Linked DNA regions of Homo sapiens: region 2 is linked to region 1. Evidence: read pairs that join two places in POLR2A ChIA-PET (ENCODE). Cell type or tissue: MCF 10A. All regions are shown on one strand. Links, peaks and the distances in the headings refer to the core of each region. The heading gives the core; the rest is flanking DNA.

Region 1 (4,393 bases), core at 299-4,298:
AAAATATAAAAATTAGCCGGGCATAGTGACCGGTGCCTGTAATCCCAGCTACTCAGGAGGCTGAGGCACAAGAATGCTTGAACTGGGAGGCAGAGGTTGCAATGAGCTGAGATTGTGCCACTGCACTCCAGCCTGGGCAATAGAGTGAGACTCTGTCTCAAACAACAACAACAACAACAAAACAGTAAGAAGTTGAAAGTCTTGGCACAATATAAAGATCCCACAAGCCTTAGCCAATGGCACATTTATTTTGTTCAACAACATCCCAGTACATCAGAAGAACCCCTAATGTTTTTTTTTTAGAGGAGGTTGAAATAAAATAGATATGTCCAGAAATGCATGCTTTTTGCTATAATGCTTGGACCTGAATGGAATGTCAGAAGTATATGGACAAACACTTGTCCCTGTATATCTGCTGCAACTTAAGTATATTTCTTTAAGCTATTTTCAACATAGATCAGAGTGGTATTTCAGGAAGACATGCCTTTCTTAAACCAGAGTCCAACCAAAGTGGTCGGTGGAATCTGAGGGTGGTGGGACAGTGTAGGGCAAGGAGGTAAAAGCAGAACCGGAGAAGAGGCAGAACAGGGTGGGAGCAGGAGGCAGATTGGGTGGGCATGGAGGCTCTCAAGGCTCTGGCTGGATGTGAAACTGAGTGGGAGGCAAAGAATGAAAGTGGAGCATGTTAATCTTGGAATGAGGATGAGTCATGCAGAAAATGAGACGCTTTCCCACTGATGCTCTGAATAATACCCCTTGACTGGGAAAAGAAACCAAATGAATATTGCTCTTGATGGCAGTGGAGATAGGGTATGGCATGCGAAGTGTGCAGGGGAAAATCGGGCACCCCTCCTCGCTCTTTCACCTTTCCTGGGTGACCTGAAACAAACCATTTAACCTCTCAAGTCATACTCCACATCCCAACAAAAGAGCAGTGACGCTAGATTATCTCTGGGTCCCTTGAGACCTACAACATTCAACAATTCAATTAACTAAAATGAATTGTAGGGCAGACATGGTGGCTCACTCCTGTAATCCTGACTGGGCTGATTGTTTGAGCCCAGGAGTTCAAGACCAGCCTGGGCAACATAGAGAAACCCCTCCCACCCCAACTCTACAAAAAAAAAAAAAAAGTTTTGTAAAAGGGCAGGTAGATATGAATTTGGGGAGACCTTTCGATGGTGGCTGTAGGAAACAGCAATAGCAATTGAGACAACCTATACCATACATAAGCTATAATAAGGGGAAATAAAATATGGCCCTTGCCCACATCTATCACGTTTGTATTTGTCAGTTACTCTATGAAGCGGTTTACATAATTATCTCACCTAATCCTTATAAAAACCCTATGAGGGGCTGGGCTCATGGTGGTGGCTCATGCCTGTAATGCCAGCACTTTGGGAGGCCGAGGCAGGTAGATCACCTGAGGTCAGGAGTTCAAGACCAGCCTGACCAACATGGTGAAACTCCATCTCTACTAAAAAAACAAAATTAGCCGGGCACGATGGTGCATGCCTGTAATCCCAGCTACTTGGGAGGCTGAGGCAGGAGAATCGCTTGAACCCGGGAGGTGGAGGTTGCGGTGAGCCAAGATTGCACCATTGCACTGCAGCCTAGACAACAAGAGTGAAACTCTGTCTCAAAAACAAAACAAAACAAAACCCTATGAGGTAGGTTCTAATATTATCACACTGCCGTGAGGAAACTGAGGCACAGAGAGCATAAGTAATCTACCCAAAACATTGCCAGTAAATAGGAAAGCCAGGATTGAACTCAGATCTATCTAAATTCCAAACCCTTAACCACTGTACTACATGCTCACCTATTATGCTAGAGTGCATAGAATAACTATTAACATCTTGTATTTTATCATCCAATCATAATCAAGAAACCTCCATTAAATATCTACCTAACCTAAGAGCCAGCTTGAAGAAGTTCCCACTGGGAAAATCTGGGACAAATTAAGCACCAAAATTAAGTCAGTAATGAATTATAAAGCACTAAAAAAATAGGCATTTGTAAGTCCTTACTGATAATAGGTAAATAAGTAAATGGGGAGAAGGGAGGGCTCTTGCTTACAGCAGAATATTGAGAGTTGGCTAGGAAATGGGGAGGAACTGCTGGAGCCAGAACATCATCATTTTGGAAATCATTGTAGTAAACATGGGATCAGGCAGGAATTATCAATAGATGCTAAATCAAAGGAGGAAATGTTGAAGAACAAGCTATTTGCATGGTCTTAAAAGTATCTCCCCAAAGACTGCTTATTAGTTGAAGGGAGAAAAAAATTAATTACCCAGTGGAGAAACTGGGCAACACCTTGACAGGGTGATACAAATTTACATTTACCAGTAAGGGGCAGATGAAACTTGTGTGCCTCCAGCATGATATCCTTAGAAGGACACAATGTTAATTTTTGCAATATTCTAGCCAAGAATACATAACAAACAAAATAGGAATGTTCTATTTAAAAAAAAAAAAAGATGAGGGGCACTGTATTCTTAAAAAATATCAACATCATAAGAGACAAAGGGCCAGGGGTAGGGGCTTACACCTGTAATCCCAGCACTTTGGGAGGGAGGCCGAGGCAGATGGATGGATCACTTGAGGCCAGGAGTTCATGACCATCCTGGCCAACATGGCGAAACCCCATCTCTACTAAAAATACAAAAATTAGCCGGGTGTGGTGGCACATGACTGTAGTCCCAGCTACTCAGGAGGCTGAGGATCGCTGGAACCCAGGAGGAGGAAGTTGCGGTGAGCCAGGATTGTGCAACTGCACTCCAGCCTGAGCAACAGAGCAAGACTCTGTCTCAAAAAAAAGACAAAGAAAGGCTATGGAAATGTTCCAGATTAAAGGAGGTAAAAGGGATAAGAAGGGATAAGACAACTAGATGTAAGCCTGACCCTAGACTCAGTGCTGCACAGGAGTGGGGAGAAGAGGATAATTCTATAAAATACACCATTAGATCAACTGACAACATTGGAATATAGGCAGTACCGATGTAAAATTGTGAGGCTGATAAATGTACTGTGGTTATGTAAGAGAATATTCCTATTTTTATTTTTATTTTTTTCTCTACTCCATGTGGAACAGGGCTAACTCACAGGCAATGTGCCCAGAGTTGGCCTATTCCTACTTTTATGAATTGCACACTAAGGTATTCAGAAGTGAAGGATCATGATGTATGTAACTTACCCTCATATGGTTCAAAAGAGAGAGAAAGAGAATGCAAAAATAGCTAAAGCAAATGGGGTAAAATGCTAACAATAGGTAAAAGTAGGTAAAGGGTATATGTTTATCTTATCCCTTTTTCCTCCTTTAATCTAAAAGGGATGTTTCTTGAAACTTATTCTAAGTTTGAGAATATGTCCAAATAAGTTTGGGGTTTTTTTTGGCCAGTCTGATATCACATTACTGAGTGGTGGTCAGACCCTGAGTTCTTTAGCATTTGCTGTTGTTGTTCAGTCAGGGTTTTGCTTTGTCACCCAGGATGAAGTGCAGTGGCATGATCTCAGCTCACTGCAGCCTCTGCCTCCCTGGCTCAAGCGATCCTCCCACCTCAGCCTCCCAAGTTGCTGGGACCGCTGGGACCACAGGGGGTTTTACCATGTTGCCAAGGCTGGTCTCCAACTCCTGAGCTCAAGCAATATGCCCGCCTCGACCTCTAAAAGTGCTGAAATTATGTGTGTGAGCCACCAGGCCTGGCCCAAGACCCTGCGTTCTTGACTGGAGATGGGGAAAAATGCCCTGCGTTGAGCCATGAGAATAACCGTCGTTCAACAGGAGAAGCTCAAGGCAGAGCTGGCTCCCTGTAGTTCAGGGGTTCACCAACCAACATGAAGAGCTACCTGGGTCACAAAGAAAACAGGCTCATGAGTAAACAAATAACAGAGTAATTCCACTGTGAGAAACACCAGGAAAACCAACATCTCCATATGTGTAAGGAAAAGATCTCCAGGCATGGGCCTATAGCCTAATTATTTCAACACAAGTCTACCCAGCAGAAGGATTAACCTGTTCAAGCTCACCTTTCATTTGCGATATATATGTGAAATCTTCTGGAACTAGAAGGCTCATTGGCAGATGGGAAAGGCGAGGAACAAACTGCTGTCTTTGATACAACACACGCTAGGGCTTGAGGAAACTATGGAATGAGTAACAAATTAGTAGACAACTTTTGACAATAAGATTATTATTGTTGCCATAGACTTGAGTCACTACCATGTGCTAGACCCTGAGGATACAGAAAGATAAAAGCAATGATCCCTGTCCTCAAGTAGCTTTGGGGAGCTGGGAGAGAGACACACAAAAGGGATACATTACAGGGCAGCAAATGAAAAGTATACTTTATGGAATACGACAGTCAGGAAAAGCTATTGTGGGTGTGTG
Region 2 (4,393 bases), core at 100-4,099, 97 kb before region 1:
TAATGTCCAGTTCACAGAAAAACTGGATGATACTTCTTTAACTTTAGCTAATATGTTTACACACAGAATTTTCTTTACAATTAACGTTTTAAAACTTGCTTAAATCTTCAAAACAATAATTTTTTAAAAACTTTTTAATGTAGGTAAAAATGTGCATTCTTATGCCTCCTTATAATCCTTTTACTAAAGGTATATTTTACTTTTCTGATACACCTTGCACATAAACTGTTTTTTTAAAATAGTTTTACATTCAGGAGGCCTAGTTACTTTTAAATTATACAACATTATTTGCATAAATTCTTTTTTATAACATTTTTCTCTTTCATGACTTTTGCAGACAATTCTTCGACATGCCTCAACTTTCTGACTTATTACAAATATTTCTTTCTTTAAACAACCAGTTAATTTATTTCAGGACAAGAATTTACCATATAATACTCTTTTTATATAAATTCTGCCCCCCCTTTTTTTCCCTTTTTTTTTCCTTAGGATACTTCTGAACTGGTGAGGTGTGCTCACAATGAGGTTTCCTCTAAAAGTTATTTTTTTTACTTTTTTTTTTTTGTTAGCAAAGCAGTTGCTGCTACAGATTGAATGCATTTGGTCCATCTGCGGGTTACCGGGTTAAGGATTTTTGATAGGAAGCCCTCAGTGCTTTCGGGATATGCCCTTGTTTACACTGACAACAAAGTGGTATTGGAGTGTTATAGGGTTATGGAGAATATCTTCAATTATCAATTATAGGTTTTAAATTTGCATTGGCTTTTAAAGGAATAGGGTACACTTTTTTTTTCTTAACTACTTGTATATCTCTTTCTTTCTTTCTCTCTTTGACTTTGTCTCTCTCTGACTTTCCTTTTGCCTGTCTCTTCCTCTCTCTCTGCCTCTCTCTTTCTCTCTCTCTCTCTCCTTGACTCTCTCTTTTTTTTTCTCTTCCTCTCTGTCTCTTCCTCTCTCTCTTTGCCTCTTTTCCTGTCTGTCTCTTTCCTTTCTCTCTCTCTGTTGGTCTTTCCTTGCCTCTGCCAGGCGCTTATTCTGCTGTTCTCTCCACCACTCTGTGTTAGGGGCGGGGGGTCTAAAACCAGCTGTAACCAAGTGTCTATGTACGGGAACTGGTCTGGGTTCCCTGGCTTACAGGTTACCTTGTGCCATAGCTTTGAAACAAGGGACCTGTCCGGGCTCCCTTCTAATGGCCAACCTACCTCTAATGCTGGCCAGTCTGTCTTACAGAAAGTTTTAAGTTTTCCTGGTGTCACCGTACTCCATAGTCTCCCTTAAACTCTTTTTTGAAATTTTTCACCGTAGTTCCTAGTAGGGTGGGCTTATTTGTGCCTGACCTATGCTTCCTTGAGACAAAACACCATGCTCACACCACAAGCACACCACAAAACAAAGAACAGGTAAAAAGGGCACACACACACTTTTGCAGTTTGCATCAAACCAAAATCAAAACCAAAATCAGAGTGTCCAGAAATCCAAGACAGGTCAAAACCAAAACCAAAGTATCAAGGAATCCAAGTCAAGTCAAAAACAAAAACCGAAGTGCCGGTACAGGCACACCATGGGTGATCAGGCCACGCGTCCACTCAAATGGAGTGGGCAAGTTTCCAATACCTGTCCTGTCAAGCAATTCAAACCAAGTCAAAACCAAAACCAAAACCAAAACCAAAGTGCTGATAAATGCATGTCATGGGTGATCAGGCCACGCTTCCACTCAAATGGAGTGGGCAAGTTCTCGAGACTAGTCTTACCAAGTTTTAGATGTCCAGACTCCAAGATCCTGTTCCTTCCCGGTGTTCAGCCACTGTGTTGGTCCTCCACGGGGGCCTGCCACACACTGCTCTGGTGAGGCATCCCACAGGGGCAGATGCCTACCCGGGAGCGTTCTCAGGATCCGCGTTGCCTGGGCTGGTCGGAGTCCCCCACAGGGATGTTTCACAGGGCATGCTTAAGCTGCCTAAGCAGCTGCCTCGACCATGTGCCAGTCACCTCGCTTCCTGGTCAGGGAACCAAGAAATGTAGCAGGATGAGCTGCAGACAAAACTCCTCAGACTCCGAGTTAAAGAAGGAAGGGGTTTATTCGGCTGGGGGCATTGGCAAGACTCCTGTCTCAAGAGCCAAGCTCCCCGAGTGAGCAATTCCTGTCCCTTTTAAGGGCTCACAACTCTAAGGGGGTGCGTGTGAGAGGGTCGTGATCGATTGAGCAAGCAGAGGGTACGTGTCTGGGGGCTGCATGCACCGGTAATTCGATCTGAACAAAACAGGATAGGGATTTTCACAGTGCTTTTCTATCCAATGTCTGTAATCGATAACATAACCGATTAGGTCAGGGGTCGATCTGCCCAGGGTGTGGCACCGGGCTGTCTGCTTGTGGATTTCATTTCTGCCTTTCAGTTTTTACTTTTTCTTTCTTTGGAGGCAGAAATTGGGCATAAGACAATATGAGGGGTGGTCTCCTCCCTTAATGCCTCTAACCCCAGCACTTTGGGAGGCCCAGGCATGTGGATCATCTGAGGTCAGGAGTTCAAGATCAACCTGGCCAACATGGCAAAACCTCGCCTCTACTAAAAATACAAAAAAATTAGCCTGGCGTGGTGACGGGCACCTGTAATCCCAGCTACTCAGGAGGCTGAGGCAAGAGAATCGCTTGAACCCAGAAGGCAGAGGTTGCGGAGAGCCAAGTTCGCACCACTGCACTCCAGCCTGGGTCAAAGAGTGAGACTCTGTCTCAAAAAAACAAAAACAAAAACGATACAAAACAAAAAACATGTTTTACTCAGGAAGACTGGTTTTCAATGTAATCAGTAGCAAGTACTTTTATAAAGTGATGAGGGCTTTGTGTCACAAATAACTCCCTTGCCCCAATTACTCTGTGTGGTCAGTTCTGATTTCACTGTACTTTGGGTTTAAGCCACGTATTTGGGAGAAAGTCATACGTGTCATTTCTCATAATATTCACCAAATGAAGAACTTTGGAAGGCTATGCAGGAGTCTACAGTTCACTGGAGGCCATGTGGCAGATCTCCTCCAAGGGGTTTCCAAATGTTTCCTGAAAAAGAAGAGGAGAGAGAGGTCTCTGCATCGTGTCTCAGATCTGAGTGAGGCCAGTTCTGGAACTTGTGGCGTACTGGGGAAGAAATTAGGTCTCGAGAGCCAGGGACCAAGGCCTGTCCTCTCCTCAGCTGCCCCTCTACTGCCTCTCTGCCCTAAATGGGTAGCTGAAGGGGGACGAGAAAGAAGAGAGAGAGAGAGAGAGGGAGAGAGAAGACAGGAGCAGCAGCAGGAGAGTGCGGGCACTTGGGAGCAGCTCACATCTGCTTCTTGGCTGGGGGGGGTACTGAAAACCACCCTGAGAAGGCTCATGCCTTGGCCTCGCTCCCCTTGTCTTGGGCTGACAGGACAGCTATACACTCAAATGCCCCTAAATGCAGGTTTGAGGACCTTCCTGGGGCAGGATGCCACATGGGGACAGGCAGAGCAGAAGCCACGTGACAGAGCCAGGCCAGCTGGGGAAGCGTGCACCCTCAGAAACGCTGGCTGGGCGGCCCTGCTGGAGGTTGTGTAAAATGCCCATTACGGTGCCTCAACAGTCAGCAGAAAGCTTGGGGTGTTAGGTTTCCTCTATGACTTCATTCCTCCCCCAAAATAATTATACTAAAAACCATAGTAGCTATTGCGTCTGGGGCATCTAAGCACGTCAGACACTACATACCTTATTTCACTCACCCTTCATCGAAACCCTGTGAGGCAGGCATTATTTCCCCCATTTTACAGGGAGGTACTGGGTCTCAGCAGGGGTGTAGGCAACTGCCAGGGGTCTCACCCAGCTTGTAGGTATAGGGCTGGGTGTCAGCCTTCAGGTCCCCATGACTCAGGTCAGGAGCTCAGAGCCCCTGTGCCGCCACACAGCCCTTAGCGTGTTGCACTGTTGCAGTGGACAAGCTCTCCGGGATCTGGCAAGGATGGTGAAGTCTGGTCAGAGGCTAGATGCCAGGCCTCACAGCACAGCTATCACAACAGAACCTAAACTGGAAATTGGGTTTTTGCTGTTGTTTTTTTAAAAATCCCCTGCATCTTTGTTGTTGTTGTTGTTGTTTGAGACGGAGTCTCGCTCTGTCGCCCAGGCTGGAGTGCAGTGGTGCAATCTTGGCTCACTGCAACCTCTGCCCTCTGGGTTCAAGCGATTCTCCTGCCTAAGCCTCCCGAGTAGCTGGGACTACAGGTGCCCACCACCACACCTGGCTAATTTTTGTATTTTTAGTACAGACGGGGTTTCACCATATTGGTCAGGCTGGTCTTGAACTCCTGACCTTGTGATCTGCCCCCCTCAGCCTCCCAAAGTACCAGGATTACAGGTGTGAGCCACTGCGCCTGGCCAACATCTTAAACTAGG

Evidence for each region. Peaks named below come from ENCODE experiments on the same cell type or tissue, not always from the same donor. Only the 100,000 strongest peaks of a DNase experiment are listed, where the experiment ranks them.
Region 2: POLR2A ChIA-PET joins it to region 1 with 5 read pairs; 4 of 35 experiments call an interaction of 5 or more read pairs at or near these places.

The regions. Positions count from the first base shown.
Region 1 is chr1:211,588,689-211,593,081 of GRCh38, reverse strand. No RefSeq gene overlaps it. Among named protein-coding and RNA genes, the nearest start is that of SLC30A1, 12 kb to the right of the region's middle. In MCF 10A, for the core only: no CTCF peak of the experiment used is centred there; DNase peaks (open chromatin) are centred at 711 and 2,751.
Region 2 is chr1:211,685,126-211,689,518 of GRCh38, reverse strand. It overlaps NEK2-DT (NEK2 divergent transcript), which reads right to left. Exons shown (of 4, transcript NR_148994.1): 3 at 3,713-3,953; 4 at 2,060-3,049. Among named protein-coding and RNA genes, the nearest start is that of NEK2-DT, 12 kb to the right of the region's middle. In MCF 10A, for the core only: no CTCF peak of the experiment used is centred there; no DNase peak of the experiment used is centred there.